Linked DNA regions of Homo sapiens: region 2 is linked to region 1. Evidence: read pairs that join two places in POLR2A ChIA-PET (ENCODE). Cell type or tissue: PC-9. All regions are shown on one strand.

The links. ChIA-PET counts read pairs that join two places held together with the same protein. Peaks named below come from ENCODE experiments on the same cell type or tissue, not always from the same donor. Only the 100,000 strongest peaks of a DNase experiment are listed, where the experiment ranks them.
Region 2: POLR2A ChIA-PET joins it to region 1 with 16 read pairs; 2 of 35 experiments call an interaction of 5 or more read pairs at or near these places.

Annotation. Positions count from the first base shown.
Region 1 is chr6:113,196,764-113,204,763 of GRCh38, reverse strand. It overlaps LOC105377953 (a long non-coding RNA gene), which reads right to left. Exons shown (of 6, transcript XR_942891.2): 6 at 7,224-7,463. Among named protein-coding and RNA genes, the nearest start is that of LINC02518, 230 kb to the left of the region's middle. In PC-9, no CTCF peak of the experiment used is centred here; no DNase peak of the experiment used is centred here.
Region 2 is chr6:113,883,746-113,891,745 of GRCh38, reverse strand. LOC124901382 (a long non-coding RNA gene) reads right to left here. Exons shown (of 3, transcript XR_007059716.1): 2 at 6,534-8,000; 3 at 5,960-6,423. Among named protein-coding and RNA genes, the nearest start is that of MROCKI, 14 kb to the right of the region's middle. In PC-9, no CTCF peak of the experiment used is centred here; a DNase peak (open chromatin) is centred at 3,066.

The DNA of each region.
Region 1 (8,000 bases):
TCTTTCTCTTCTTCTTCTTCTCTCTCCTTTCTTCCTTCCTTCCTTTTTTTCTTCCTTCTTTATTTCCTTTCTTTCTTTCTGAGATGGAGTTTTGGTCTTATTGCCCAGGCTGGAGTGCAGTGATGCAATCTCAGCTCACTGCAATCTCTGCCTCCTCGGTTCAAGCAATTCTCCTGCCTCAGCCTCCCGAGTAGCTGGGATTACAGGCGCCCACCACCACACCCAGCTAATTTTTTGTATTATTAGTAGAGACAGGGTCTCACCATGTAGACCAGGCTGGTCTTGAACTCCTGACCTCAGGTGATCCTCCCCCCTGGGACTCCCAAAGTGCTGGGATTACAGGTGTGAGCCACCGTGCTCAGCTGACTTATCCCATTTTTCCCTATTCTTAGTAGCTTATCTCAAAATCCATTTTCTCTATAAAATTTTCTGGTAAAACTGGCAATTTGATAACTTCCCATCCTATCTCACACTGTTTAATCTGTATCCTTAGTCCCTGATGGTGTTTAATTTAGCAGTTTGTTTAACTTGTTTTATGTCTAATTATTTGAGGTGTGAGAATTCTGTATCCCCCAAATGGATGTGTATTTCTTGGAGGCTGGGATTTTACAAAATACTCAGTACTCTGGGAATGAGGCGAAGGGAGTATAGGCACTGCGAGGCTGGACTTTCTCCCTCACATCTTCAACAGGCTTCCGGGACATGGGGAAATGCCCATGTGTGCAAGTTTCTATGGCAGTGTCCTGACCCGAATGTTGCTAAAATAATTGCTAAGTGGTCTCTTATAGGAGTGGAGCTGATTTCCCCAGAGCTGCCCCTCTCAGTACGGTCCACTGTGAAAACACAGTGAGGGCTAATTGTTTTCTGACAGATTTATAATTCCACTAAATCAATGCCACCATTTAGACCAGATGGAAAGCTGTGGACCAGACTGGCAAAAAGAAATATGGGCTTCCACCTTTCCTTTTCCCTTATTTTAGAGGACAAGTAGCCATGGAGGGAGTCAACAGGTAGGTGGGAACTTGGGTACACTGCTATTGCCACATGTGGGAAGATGGGGGCGTAGTGATCATATCTTGTAGTATGTGTGAATATATGTTTAATGTATTAGGCAACAATACTGTGGTGCACATTTATTTGTATTCTTTTCCAGATACCACACACTGCAGGCATTACAATAGCTATTCAGCTGTACAGCTACTTATAATTATACACAGTTGAAATCTCTCTGAGCCACTCTCTCCCTGCTGCAGCCTATAGGAAGCAAACATATAATACATTTGGTTCTCCCCATGCATTTTGACAACTTTTTAAAAGACATCAGGATAATGTTTGCATGCATTATGTAGCTAGAATAATGAAAACCCCATTACAAGATCTAAAATTCCTAGATTCTCTTAAAGTGACATAAATCAAGCCCGTTTGACATCACCATTTCAAGCACTCATGTTGCAGGCACCAGGCAGAGTATGCAAATGTAAATGGTGCTTTTTAGTGACAGAGAGGGTGAAGCCTCAAACAGAAAGATTTAGAATGAGCTACATTTGATACCCAAAGATATAAAATACTCTTCCTCTCTTGGTGGACACAAGCAAGTGTCTTGGGCTATTTTAACTGCCAGTGATCATAATAGCTTCTTGGTGTCCCATTGATCTGAGTGATTAATATCCTTATCTAATGGAGTGCAGACCGTATGAGATGTTTATAACCTCCACACCTCCTCTCAACACTAATGTGGGCTTGGCTATGTGTAATAGGGCTATAATTCTCCCATGAGCTCCCAGCGCATCCTAACCTGCAAGTGATGCCATGGTGATTTAGTAACACCATCAGTGATCTGGGGCTGAATTATCTTTACATGGGCAGTTGTACATTTGGTTGTTTATAATCTACTTTGTTAAAATTTTAATGATAATGGAAGATCATTCTCCTGCTTTGATGGTACTTTTCATTTGTTTTTAAAAGGTGAAAGTGTCTGTTTAATTCTTTAAGACAACTTTTACTGGTAGCTTTACTGCCTTAAAAGTTCAGATTGTAAAATAAACTATTCTGGAAGTTTATGGTTTCTTAATAGAACACAAAATCTGAAAGCCAAATAACTTGTATAAAAATATTGAGGTATATAGCCTCTGGTGTAATCTATTTGAGATGATCTTGGTCTGAATTTTCTTTCTCTTTTTTTTTTTTTTCCCAGAAACTGGGTCTCACTCAGTTGCCCAGGCTGGAGTATAGTGATGTGATAACAGCTCACTGCAGCAGCCTCCACCACCCCCCAGGCTCAAGTGATCCTCCCACCTCAGCTTCTTGAATAGCTGAGGCACCACTGCCCTGGCTATATTTTTGTATTTTTGTAATTTTTGTATAGATAGGGTTTCACCATGTTGTCCAAGCTGATCTTGAACTCCTGGGCTCATGCGAGCTGCCTGCTTCGGCCTACCAAAGTGCTGAGATTACAGGTATGAGCCACTACATTTGGCCTGAATTTTCTCAATATTTCTGTTATTTTACCAAAAATGTATGAGTGAACATTAATTAAGGGTGTGTGTGTGTGTACATGTGTGTGTATCAAAGAGAGAGAGATTTCCCAGTACCAGGTACTGAGATCTTCTTTATTTCAAAATACATTTTTGTAATATAAAGTGGAAAAATTAAGTAACAAAATACCCCTTCAGCTATTGTTTCTTATTAAAATTAAATATATAAATTACTTTCATTGTTTTAAGAGAAGAGATGCTAAATTTATTTCCACAGTAATTTAGCTAATTCTTTCCTTAATATTTCATTTGTCTTGACATAAGCAAACAAAAACTGAAGCTCTGAGTGTATACATTTGCATATGTGCACACACGCATGTGTATGAGCATGAATTTTATGTATCTGTGTGTCCCTGCATATTTTTACATGCATACTTGTGTATGTTTGTGTGCGTAGGCATTCATGTGGGCCTTTGTGTGTGTGCATGTTTGTGACTATGTATATGTATATAAACAGGGGCAGTTTGTGCAGACCTCATATTAGGTTAATTTTCAACTCAGCATAAATTCACTGAGCATGTATGTATGTCCCTAGCATTTAGTGAGACACACATGATCCAAAAATGAGTATGATCCTGTTTTAGACCTTAAAAATATCAGAGCAGAACAGGAGCGATAACTTTGGATACAAAGAGCAATGCAGCAAAGTAATAAAATGCCTGTTTTACTAATTTATTGTATGAAGAACTTAGCAGATAGGATGGGCTTACACATTCAGAGAAAGGATAGACAATCAATAGAGGAAGATCATGATGATATTTGAGAGAGTATTGAAGCTTAAATAGTATTTTGCCCTTTAGAGAAACCAGGAGAAGGTAAATTAGAACAAAGAGAGCAGAGTGAACAGACAAATGGAGTTGTGACAGCGCATGCTGTGTTGGAGCAATGGTTATTTAAATGTTAGGAGCATAGGGAACATGAAAAGAGAAAGGAAATTAAGATTGCCTGAGTGCCTACTGCAATATAGGGAAACATGGTGGTGGAAAGGTGGGCTTTGTCACTGAATTGTCCACACGTGACTCTCATCTCTTCCATTTACTAGCTGTGTGATTTTGTGCAAATAACCTCTCTGAGCCTTGGTTTCTTTTTGTGATAGTAACTACAGTGAGGATTCATTGAAATGATAAACTTGATACAATGACTGGTATATAGTAAGCATTTAATAAGGAGTATTTAACTACTATCTTGTGCTTGTCCTGGAGATAATATTGATAGCTAGAAGTTATTAAGCTTCCTACATCACAGATATATACATCATGCCATTTAATTTTTACAATAGCTATTTGACATGATTACTATTATTATCCCCACTTAGAGATGAGAACATCTTAGGGAGGTCACAGAGAAGAGTAGGGCCACACCTGGTTTTGCCTGACTCTGGAGGCTGGCCATTATGTCTCCTCTCGGGGAGATCATTGGTAGGAAATAAGCCTAGAATGGAAATTGGTGTTCAAATGGTGAAGCTCTGGAATACTAAGGCAAAGAATCTGGATTTTTTTTTCTCCTCAACAGTAGAAAAGCATAAAATATTTTTCTTAGGGAAATTATACTACCATTCATTCATTACTTCATTAATTTAGCAGTTAGATATTGTACTCAGTAAAACATGCTTGTGATTATTTTATTTTATCTTCGAATGTAAAGCTCTGCTTCCTACTATTGTCTGACATTCTTGGGCCTGACTTGTATTTTCTTAATCTATGAAGTCCAAGCTACTATATGCCACACATTGAGCTAACCACTGGAGTAAAATTGTGAGCAAAAGCAGGCGTGGTTCCTGTCCTCAGAAAATGGACGGTTTAATGTGTATGTAGGGAGAGTGGAGGATAATGTATCTAATAAGTACACAATGGTAAAATCGCCACTGTGACAAATGCTACAAAAGTGAGATCCAACATGGTGTGAGCTCAGATTAGAGGGAAATTCAACCAAGACAAATAGGTCAAAAATGTTTTCCTTGAGCAAATGAGGCTTGAACAGAGAACTGAAAGATAAGTATGGCCTAACTGATCAAAGAATAGAAAGGGAGAGGAATGGCACAGGCAAAAACCCTGTGAGGAGAGAAAGCATGGTGAGTCCAAGGGGCAAAGGGAACTAGAGTATCTGGAGAAAGCAGATCTAAAGCAATGCTGCTCAATAAAAATACTATGAGAACCACACATCAATTTTTTTTTCTAGTAGCCACATTTTAAAAAGTAAACAGAAACAGGTGAATTAATTTTTATTAAGTATTTTATTTAACCCCATATATCCAAAATATTGTCATTGCAACATATACTCAATATAAATATTATTAATTTCATACTTTACCTTCTTTTTCTTATACTGTTTGAAATCCAGTGTGCATGTTAAGCTTTCAACACATGTCCATTCAGATATTACATTTTCATTGGGAATACTTGATCTGTATTTAAATTTCATAACATTCATGATTAAAAAAGTAAATTCATACAGCCAAGTTGTTCCAAACACACTTAAAAGTTTTTCAATAAACTGAATTGAGTATTCATTTTTAAAATTTAAGTTATAATTAATTAAAATTGAATAAAATAAAAAATTCAGTTCCTCAGTCACACCAATCACATTTCAGTTGATCAACAGTCACAGGTAAGACTGGCAGTTACCCCACTGAGCAGTGCAGAGTGGGGGAATGAGACTACTGCCAGATCATTCAGGTCATATAAACCTCATAAAGGATTTTGTCTTTATTCCAAGATCAGTGGGCACCACAGAAGAGTATTAAGCATGGGGTAACATGAAGAGATTTAAAATGTGAAAAGATTACTCACCAGCAGTGTGGAGAATGTTGATAAATAGGAATGCCAATGCTACAATTTAGGCCACAGATCATGATAATTTGGATAAAAGTGTTGATGGAGATAGAAGTTCACGGATTCAATAAATACTTAAGGAATGAAATCTGCAGGAGGAGTTGATGATGGAGTTGAAATAGAGGGAGATATTGAAAGAAGACCAGATTGCAATTGGTTGTTGCATTATCAATTTATCAATGGGTCAAGAATTTAGACAGGACTTCATGGGGATGGCTTGTCACTGTTTCATGGTATCTGGAATATCACCTGAAGAAAATCAAATGGCTGGAAATGGCTTGGATGGCTTCAGATGTGAGTATCTGAAGGCTTCTTCATTCTCATGTTTAAAGGCTGGCATGGAATGACTAAAAAGCTTAGGCCTAGCTGGGGTTGTCTACTGGGATGACTATACACAGCCTCTACATGTAGGTTGGGCTTCCTCATGGCAGCCTTAGCATTGTTGAAGTTCTCTCATGGCAGCTTTCCGTAAGCATTCCAACAAATAAGGTTGACATTATTCTATATCTAGTCTCAGAAATCACAAACCTTCACTTCCACTGTACTATTGGTTGAAACAATCACAAGCTCACACAGATTCGAAGAGAGGGTACAGAAACCCCACCTCTCAATGGAAAGAATTTCAAAGAATTTACAACTATGTTGTAAAGCCATCTCAGTATAATCTGGGACATTCTCACTTGAAGGTACCTCTGAGTCATCTAAGAGGGGTAGTTGGATACTCTGGTCTGAAGATCAGAGATGAAGTTAGGATGGAGACATACATTTATAAATTGTCTGTATCAGTGTGGTAATTAAAGTATAAGTGAGAACTCCTAAGAAGAGAGTCTAGGCTGAGTAGATTGCCTTGAGGAATTTCAAGCAATGGCTTCTCTGTAAAGAAAGAACTCTGCAAGAGGAGCAAAGAAAATGAAGCCAGAATCTCAGGAGAAAGACAGGAGAGCATCAGGCTTGGAGAGGCAGAAGAAACCTGCGGTTCAGGAAGGAAAGAGGTATTTTAAATCTTCTGTGATGTCAAGAAAGGAAAGGCAGGTAAATATGTCTCGTGTTTATTGACAAGGAAGTCTTTGTTTACCTTTTGAAATTATTTTGTTGTTTTAGGAAGAAAAAATATGAATGCAGTGCAAAAGATGAGTGGCTGCAGGAAAGGCCTGAACTTGGGAAGAAACTGGGGATTGATCTATTCAAGCTATAGAGTCAAAATGACACTTTTAATTGGACTGCAGAGAGCACAAATTGATGAACAAAATGCATAATTTCTCTTTTTTATAGAGATGAACATTTTCATCTAGTCATGTGTGTCATCTTAAATACAATATTACCCAAAATAAAGAAAATAAAATTCTATACTGGGTTTCTTTCACGCAATATTATAGACTCGAGAGGTCTAAATATTTGTCTAGATGTAACTAAAATTTTTGTCAGATTTGGAAAAATATCTAGATGCTGTGGGTTCATTCTATATGTAACCACATAAAACTGCTAAAATAGATCAGAATTTTTAGATATGAGAGAGATAGGCTTTCCATATCTAGATTCCATTCGGTCTGAAAATTTTTTATGTAATAAAATACTCTCACAGTTTTAAAATGAAACTCAAAGTTTAATTACTTAAAATACACAAACACACAAACACATATACAAATCTAATATTGTGGGACAAAAATATTTCATCTCAATGAGAAATAAATATACTTACTTCTAATGTATGTATTAGTTTGAAATTTTATATGAATATAGTTATTTATTCAATGGATTTACAATAATTTCATATTCAAATAACAAGAATTTAAAGAAGGTTCTAGAAATATGACTACTTTTAAAATTATAACTACATCTAGACTCTTTTAAAAATTATTTTTATACAAATATGAAATGATTTTTAATGAACTGGAGTTAGGTGTTTTCGGTTTGAATAACCCAGATACATCCTTCAAATTCCTGCTCCCTTTGTGATGATCTGATCCGATCATATTATTTGTTTTTAGGATCAGTACTGAAAGCTGCTGCTGGATCAATACTAGTTCCAAAGAAGGTTACAGTGACTGGATCATGTATCTCATAGTATGCTTGCTTATATTCACATTTCTGCCAAAACCTGGAAGAGAAGCCAAAGAAATAGAAAACGAGAGTTTATTTTTCTGAATAAACTGGCTTCTGGCACAACATAAGCACTAACACCACACCTCCCAGGATTTTCTTAGTGCCAAATCTGCATCTAAGACTTAAAAAGCATAGTTTGGTTTAGTGGAAAAAATATTAATTGTATATTAAACAAAGTAGTCACATATGTTGCTTTGTATAATAAAAATAGATCAACCATTGTATTAACTTTTAACCTATCTCCCTGATATGCAGACTCAGTTTCCTTTACTTTTCAATCCCTGTGAAAAGAGAGCACTTTTGTCTGATTTTATAAGAAGAGATATCCCAGGATAAAGAGCTGGTAAAGTACGCATTAATGAAGCTATATTGAGCGCTACTTCTATTTCCGCTCCCTTTTAGTTAAAAAAAATCTTTCTTTTTGCTGTTTTCTTTGAAAATTTGGCTTCAATGCTCTCATTCTTTCTTTCTTGTAAACTGTTCATTTTATCTCTTCATTGTGCCACCATATTCTTTAAATGTGGCAGTTTAC
Region 2 (8,000 bases), 690 kb before region 1:
CAGCTTCCTCACCTTTTTTAACCTTTATAGCATTAAAGAGAGTTGGATTCTTCCTCTGGATTAGGCTTTGGCTTATGGGAGTGTTGTGTCTAGTTTGAACTTCCATCCAGACCACTAAACCTTTCTCTATATCAGCAATAAGGCTGTTTGGCTTTCTTTCTTTCTTTTTTTTCTTTTTTTGACAGAGTCTTGCTCTGTGACTCAGGCCGGAGTGCAGTGGCACAATGTTGGCTCACTGCAACCTCTGCCTCCCAGGTTCAAGTGATTCTCCTGCCACAGCCTCCCGAGTAGCTTGGACTACAGGTGTGCATCACCATGCCTGGCTAATTTTTATATTTTCAGTAGAGACAGGGTTTCACTGTCTCTACTAAAAATATGGAGTTTCACCATGTTGTCTAGGCTGGTCTCGAACTCCCGACCTCAAGTGTTCTCCCGCCTCGGCCTCCCAAAATGCTGGGATTACTGGTGTGAGCCACTGTGCCCAGCCTTTCTTTTCATTCTTGTGTTCATTTGAGTAACACTTGTAATTTCCTTCAAGAACTTGCCCTTTGAATTCACGGCTTTGCTATTTGGCGGAAGAGGCCTAGCTTTGGCCTATCTTAGCTTTGGACATGTCTTCCTCAATAAGCTTAATCATTTCTAGCTTTTGATTTAAAATGAGACACATAGAACTCTTCCTTTCACTTGAATACTTAGGGGCCACTATAGGGTTATTAACTAGCCTACTTTCAACAGTGTTGCATCTCAGGGAATGGGAAGTCTTGAGGAGAGGGAGAAAAATGGGGAACAAATGATCAGTGGAGCAGTCAGAACACAAAACATATATCGATTAAGTTAGCTGTCTTCTATGGGTGTGGTTTTTGGCACCCCAAAACAGTTACACTATAACAGCAAAGATCACTGATCACAGATCGCAGTAACATATATAATAATAATGAAAAATGTTTAAAAGATTGAGAGAATAATCAAAATGTGACACAGAGAAATAAAATGAGAACATGCTGTTGGAAAAATGGCTGTGATAGACTTACTCAATGCAGGGTTACCACAAACCTTGAATTAGTAAAAAACGCAGTATCTGAAAAGTGCAGTGAAACAAGATATGCCTGTATATATATGTGTGTACACAAAGACACACACACCCCACTTTTCTGCAGCTTGGATTTTCTCTAACAGTGTACCTTGGACATTGTTGTGTTTATTCTATTTTATTTTTATTTATTTACTTTTAGCGACAGGGTCTCACTCTGTCACCCAGGCTGGAGTGCAATGGTGTGATCAAGCTCATCTCCTAGGTTCAAGCGATCCTCTTGACTCAGCCTCCCGAGTAGCCAGGACTACAGGCATGTGTCACCATACCCACTAACTAAAACAATTTTTTTTGTGGAGACAGGGTCCTGCTACGTTGCTCAGGCTAGTCTCAAAACTCCTGGCCTCAAGGGATCCTCCCACCTCAGCCTCCCAAAGTGCTGGGATTATAGGCATGAGCCATGGTACCCAGCCTGTTTTTTCTTTTAAGCTATCTAAACAGCTTAATTTTATTGATATGCCATAGTTCGTAAACAATTACCTCAAGATGGTTAAGTTTTTCTGATCTCGTGCTACAAAAATGGTACTGCAATGACTATTATTGAATCTACATCACTTTGCTCATGAATTAATTTTTTTTTTTTTGACCGAGTTTTACTTTGCTGCCCAGCTGGAGTGGGAGTGCAGTGGTACGATCTCGGCTCACTGCAACCTCTGCTTCTTGGTTTCAAGCAATTCTCATGCTACGGCTAATTTTTGTGTTTTTAGTAGAGATGGGGTTTTGCCATGTTGTCCAGGCTGGTCTCAAACTCCTGGGCTCAAGCAATCCACCTGCCTCTGCCTCCCAAAGTCCTGGGATTACAGGCATGAGCCACCGCACCAGGCTGAATTGAATATTTGATCAACAATTTAGTGACATGGAAGAATTGCATTTAAGATGCTGTTCAAGCTTTATGTTTTGCTGAGATATCGAAAGCTATGAAATTCTCACTGTATAACGCTACTTTTTTCATCTTTTGCATATGCCTGACTCATACAACTAATTGTTTAGATCCTAATATAGCTTTGACAGATACAAACATGTTGAACATCCCCAGCATCTTTCTCCTTATCCAGTTTTTTTGATGAGGACACACTACAAAGTTCAGCTTAAAATCAGTGAAATAAAGGAGAGGAGAAATCACAAAGTCCCATGACTCCATGACTCCAGGGTGCTTCCTACTGAGTGGCCCTTCTGGAACACAGCAACCACATGTGGTTTTCAAAGTGTTACTTTTCAGATGTAAGAAAATAGAAACACATGAAAACAATTACACAGGGAAAAAAATCAAGAAAAGTTGGAAGTATTTTTAGGATAACATAATGCAGCAAAAACACAAGTTTAGAAACATCTTTGAAATTCAAACTAGAATTCTTAGGTTATTTTTGAGTAGCTGAAGGCAGTTGAGAAGAAACAAACGTAAGACACCTACAAATCCCATAATTCTGTCACTGTGTGGTAACGGATAGGTGTGTGTGTGTGTGTGTGTGTGTGTGTGTGTGTTGCGTTTAAGAATATAGTGTTCAAGAAAAAATGTCAGGCCAACCATGTGTAAACAAATCTCTCCAAGTTCCAAAAATTTCCTGATGGAATATCTTACATCATCTCAGAATTTCAAAGTCCCTGAAAATAAGCTAATTAGTTGAAGGCTGACCTAAGAGGTTACTCTCTAGGCCAAGTGTTTCAAATGCCCATTGCAAAGTGATGGCAGTGCATGTCTGAAGGCCATTTCTGCACTTGTCAGGGTATTCATCCCTTGGTAGCCTCTTTAAAAATGCAATCTTAGAAGAGGAAGATTCACCTTTGAAGGTTACTTACTGATCTTTCTCCAGGCTTGGTCCATGCAGGAGAAAAAAGTCAGATGCACTTCTGGGTTTCACTTGGAAGAAAAACTGAAGCTCTACCTGCTCTCCTGCCTCTCAGATGAATGAATGTGGCCCTATGGGCTCAGTCTACCCTGCTACCTTTGATCTTAATCATGACTCATAGTGACTTACTAGGAAAAGCCTCTGAGCTCCTAGATTGCAAGGCATATAGTTCCCCAGTTTGAGGTGAGGCTGGGCACCTGTCTGCAGTTGAGCACACATCATTTGTGGCTCACCTCCTGATGTTCCTGGACTGGGACCCTTTCTCTGGGTAGAGCCAAATATGCAATGCCTGCCTTCTTCCTGCTCCCCTTATCACTCACCTCCTCCCCTCACTTAATTTTTCTTTGACCTCTAACTCCATACCTCTTCAGTCTGACACAATGGACCAGATACCAGCTTTGGAAACAAACAGATTTAGTTCAAATCTGGCTCTACCACTGAACCAGTGTGTGGACTCGTTGTTGCCTAGAAGAGTTAGCTCCCGCCTCCCCTCCCAATACCCTAAGCCTAAAGGAACCCATGTTACTGCAAAACAGATCTTAATCTTACATGTGCACATAAAACCAGTCCAAAATTATATTTAAGACACTCAAATACAGATTATCTACTGGAGAGGGCATAGGACCTAGGCTATTGTGGGGCAAAGACGGGAAGTATACTTTCTGTTGCATATTTTTTAAATTTTAAGTATTTGAATCATTTGAATATATTATCCACGCAACAAAAGTATAAGAAGAGAAATGAATAAAAATACATCTTAGAAAATTTTTATGCAAATCAAATGACTTTCCCATAGATAAAATATAATAAATTTATTTTATTTAATATAGAGTTTGACAAATAAATTTACTGAAATAGCCACAACTATGAAATGTAATGAACTGTATTATATCTGAATTATAATCTAAGGCAATGAAGAAAAACTGTATTATTTCAATTCTCTTTCCTTATTCCATCGAATGTGTGATAAAAATTTATTGAGTAAAATGCTAACGTTTATAGAGCACTTAACAGTTTACAAAGTCTTTCATGCACTCCAATTATGATCTTCCACTCACAGAAGCAGCCAGGGCAGGCATGATTATTTCACTTCCCAGCTGAGGAAATAAATTCCCATTTGTCCAAAGTCACAGAGCAAACAAGTGGCAGAATTGGAATGTGAATCCAGTTCTCCTGGCTCTGAATGAGGCCATAATGTTTCCCCTAATTTCAGGCAGAATTCATACATTAACTGTTTAAATTTAACTTAAGAGACTGGAAAAAGAAAAGTAAAATTTAAATAACTATCCTATTGACATCACCACCATACTCAAACATACTATGTTTTACACCTCACTAGTTCAACTTTTCTATTCTGAGACCACCAGTGTATTGCTCAGGAACACCTGACACCTTCTCAGACCGCAAAGTGGACATATTTATGGTGCATCCCTACTTTGAATGGAGTCAAGAGTAGAGAGTTGAAAACAGATGGTCTAGGTAAGAAATGAAAATCAAGGCCAGGAGCAGTGGCTCACGCCTATAATCCTAGCTCTTCGGGAGGATGAAGTGGGTGGATCGATCATGAGGTCATGAGATCGAGACCATCCTGGCTAACATGGTGAAACCCTGTCTCTACTAAAAATACAAAAAATTAGCTGGGCGTGGTGGCACATGCCTGTAGTCCCAGCTACTTGGGATGCTGAGGCAGGAGAATCACTTGAACCCAGGAGGTGGATGTTGCAGTGAGCCGAGATTGCACCACTGCACTCCAGCCTGGGTGACAGAGCGAGACACGGTCTCAAAAAAAAAAAAAAAAAAAAAAAAAATCAAGACTTTTCTTACCCTGAAGAGCATGATGAACTAATACTGATACTATACGATGACAAGATATGCTATGTTGCACATTGGAAAAAGAGTATTTTTACATATTTAGTTTATTTAAGGGAAAATGGTAAATTGAATTATGTGTGCACCATGGTATGAAAAAATGTGAAAAAGGAGAATTTCACTGTTTTGTTTTTTTCTCCCACTCCCACAAGCAATTCTCTTTTTAGCAGTAACTAAAGAAAGCTAAACATTTATTTTTATCTTTTAACTGTTCCATTTTGTCTTGTCATCATCTTTTGATTGCATATAACTGAGTGTTTTTTTTTATTTAATCAGTAAGTTTAGGGCGATCTAACTGCAGGCAATCTAAATGCATGCATGTGCACACACACACACAGACACACACACACACACACACACACACACAAGAACTATTATTTCATAGCATAGTTGTTGAAGGGCTTTGGAATCAGAAGGCCTGGATCATGCCCTGATATTTAATACCTGTGAGACTTTGGGCAAGTAACTCAGTCATTCTAAAGATGACTTCCTACCTTAGAATGATGTGACAATCCGCTAAAAAACATAGGTAAGTAAAACTGTAGTTCTTGGAACATGACATTCATTTGCTCACGTATTCACTCATCATTTGTTCATGAATTCATTCGATGACTAGTTACTAGCACCTATTTCATGCAGGCCCTGAGCCAGGTCCTGGAGATACAGCAGGGAACAAAACAGAGCAACTCTGGCCCCAGACAGTTTATATTTTCTGAAAGGAGACCAACAACAATATGTAAGGTAAAATTTTAGAGTGGCAATTAGTCTATTAAAAAAGTAATAGGTATAGGGGACAGTGTTAGGGGTGCAGTTTTAATTTGATTGGAGAAGGCTATGCTAAGAAATAATGGGTTTAATTCAAGTTAGTTGTTAAAATTATTATAATTGTTGCTGGGCACAGTGGCTTCCACCTGTAATCCCAGCATTCTGGGAGGCTGAGGCGGGCAGATCACTTGAAGCCAGGAGTTCGAGACCAGCCTGGACAACATGGTGAAACCTTGTCTCTATGAAAAATGCAAAAAAATTAGCCAGGTGTGGTGGTGCATGCCTATAATCCCAGCTACTTGGGAAGCTGAGGCAGGAGAATCCGTTGAACCTGGGAGGCAGAGAATGCTGTGAGCTGAGATCGTGCAACTGCACTCCAGCCTGGGTGACAAAGCAGTACTTTGTCTCAAGAAAAAATTATTATAATAGTAATATATTCTATATTCATATATCGTATTTGCAAGTCTTTGTGAGTAAACTAATGACTGTGATATAATTATAATAGCAAGCACAGAAGATCATTAAACACACATGTACAATGGCCACGCTTAGCTTTCCTCTCTGAAAAGAATTTAACATCCTAGAATTGTTCTGTGGGTCCCTATTATTAAACACTTAGTTTACATAAAATTTTATAGCAGATCTTGTATAAAAGTTATAATAATATTATGGTGAAAACTAGCCTGAATTTACCAGGCAAATGAAGAAAATAGATCTAATTCTTCAAAATAAATGCTTTCTGTAGTGTGGAGTGTCCATTTTGCAGTTCCTTGACTTGGCAAAGTTACTTGCTCCTGGTCTGAAGCTTCCTTTGAAGCAGTTATTACATCTGGAGAAAACAGGCCCCTGTACCTGGGGTCAGGACATAGTGAAAGGTATTTTATTACTCTTCAGAAAATAGAATCTTTATTCAGATTCCTTTTATTCTCTTGGCCCCACTAGTTCTTCCCTTTATTTCTTACCTTTTAGTTTATTTTCTTTCTACCTTTTCCTTTCTTCTTTACTTTCTTCTCTCAGATTCCTCCTCTTCTTCCTCTCTTCCTTCCTTCTTTTTGGTAGCTCTCTTCTCAGTGCAAGCTATGTAAAGAATAGGAAGCATTTTACCGTCAAGTGAGAACATTTCAGACTACACAGAATGAGAATCTTCATAGTCGATAGGCTCCCTTCACTCAGGAGAGCTTGAATCATCTGAAAGCTTTGCCCAAATCTCCAGTAAGAGGAGGGGTGCCATGCAGCAGCTGTGTGTCTCCAAGAATTCAACCTCTCTGAATCTCAGTTTCCTCAACAACCGCAATTACACATTCTGGTGGAAGTTTGTTTTATCTATTAGAAATACTAGATGAAAGTGCTTGGCCCTTTGGCATTGCAATGCGGCAACTGCTGAGTGATGTCAATGCATGAAATTTGAAAGGATGGTGATCGATTCATTACATGTTCCAATAAAAATATTAATGAGTTATTTTTAAAAAGTGCTTGGCATTCTATAGGCACTAATGAGTTATTGTTTCCGCACTTGGAGGTGTTCTCTGCAGTTTTCTCTTCGAGCCCAATCCTTCCTTTCTGTCCTCTCAGATGTGTCTGTTCTTCTTCTCAGTCTAATATAAGCTTTTCCTCAGTTTCTTTGGGTTACCACAGCAGCAGGTCCTTTCTCTCTGATTCTAAAGATCTTTGCCTAGGTCTGTGCATGCATGAGCTGATCACTGTCTTTCTCAGTTAGTTGTTGGCAATGCCAGGGCAGGAACCAGGGCTCCTTGACTATGGGTGTGCGGCTTTTCCTTCATGACACCATATGGCCTCTGAGAGCTGGCATTTGATTTTCATTTAATTGAAATTCTCGTAGAAGATCATCAACAATACTATTAGCAGGAACCAGCTTTTTAAATGGTCAGAATAATCCTTGTCTGTTTTTGGAGATGTTGTCTTGCTCCTAGAACAGCTGTGAGTGTGTGAACTCATCAGTGATGTGGACACTGCCCAAATAGTAATCAGCAAAGAAATCTTATAAAATTACCAACAGATTACTGCTTCAGCCTGCCAGCACTTTCAGTGCCAGCCAGCCTGTTTTTGTTTTTCTTTGTTTGTTTTCCACTGCAATAGGTTGCAATTTAGAGTAAGTCTTTGTGGACTATGAATGAAAATAGAGTTTCACACTCAATTGATAAGCTTTGACAAATGAAAAAACACATACATGGTATATTTGGGACAATAAACAGGAACCTAGAAAACTAGGGATTCATCTCTCCCTTTCCTTTACCTTAATAATATGAGACAAATGTAATAAAACTCTGTCCTACCCCCATCATAATGCTGTACATGTAAGGAATGCCAAAGAAGTATATGATATTTCTTGCCCTTCATGGTGGATAAATGTCAGAAATTGTATCACAATGACCATGGTACAAATAATTCACCAGGACAGAAAAGAAAAA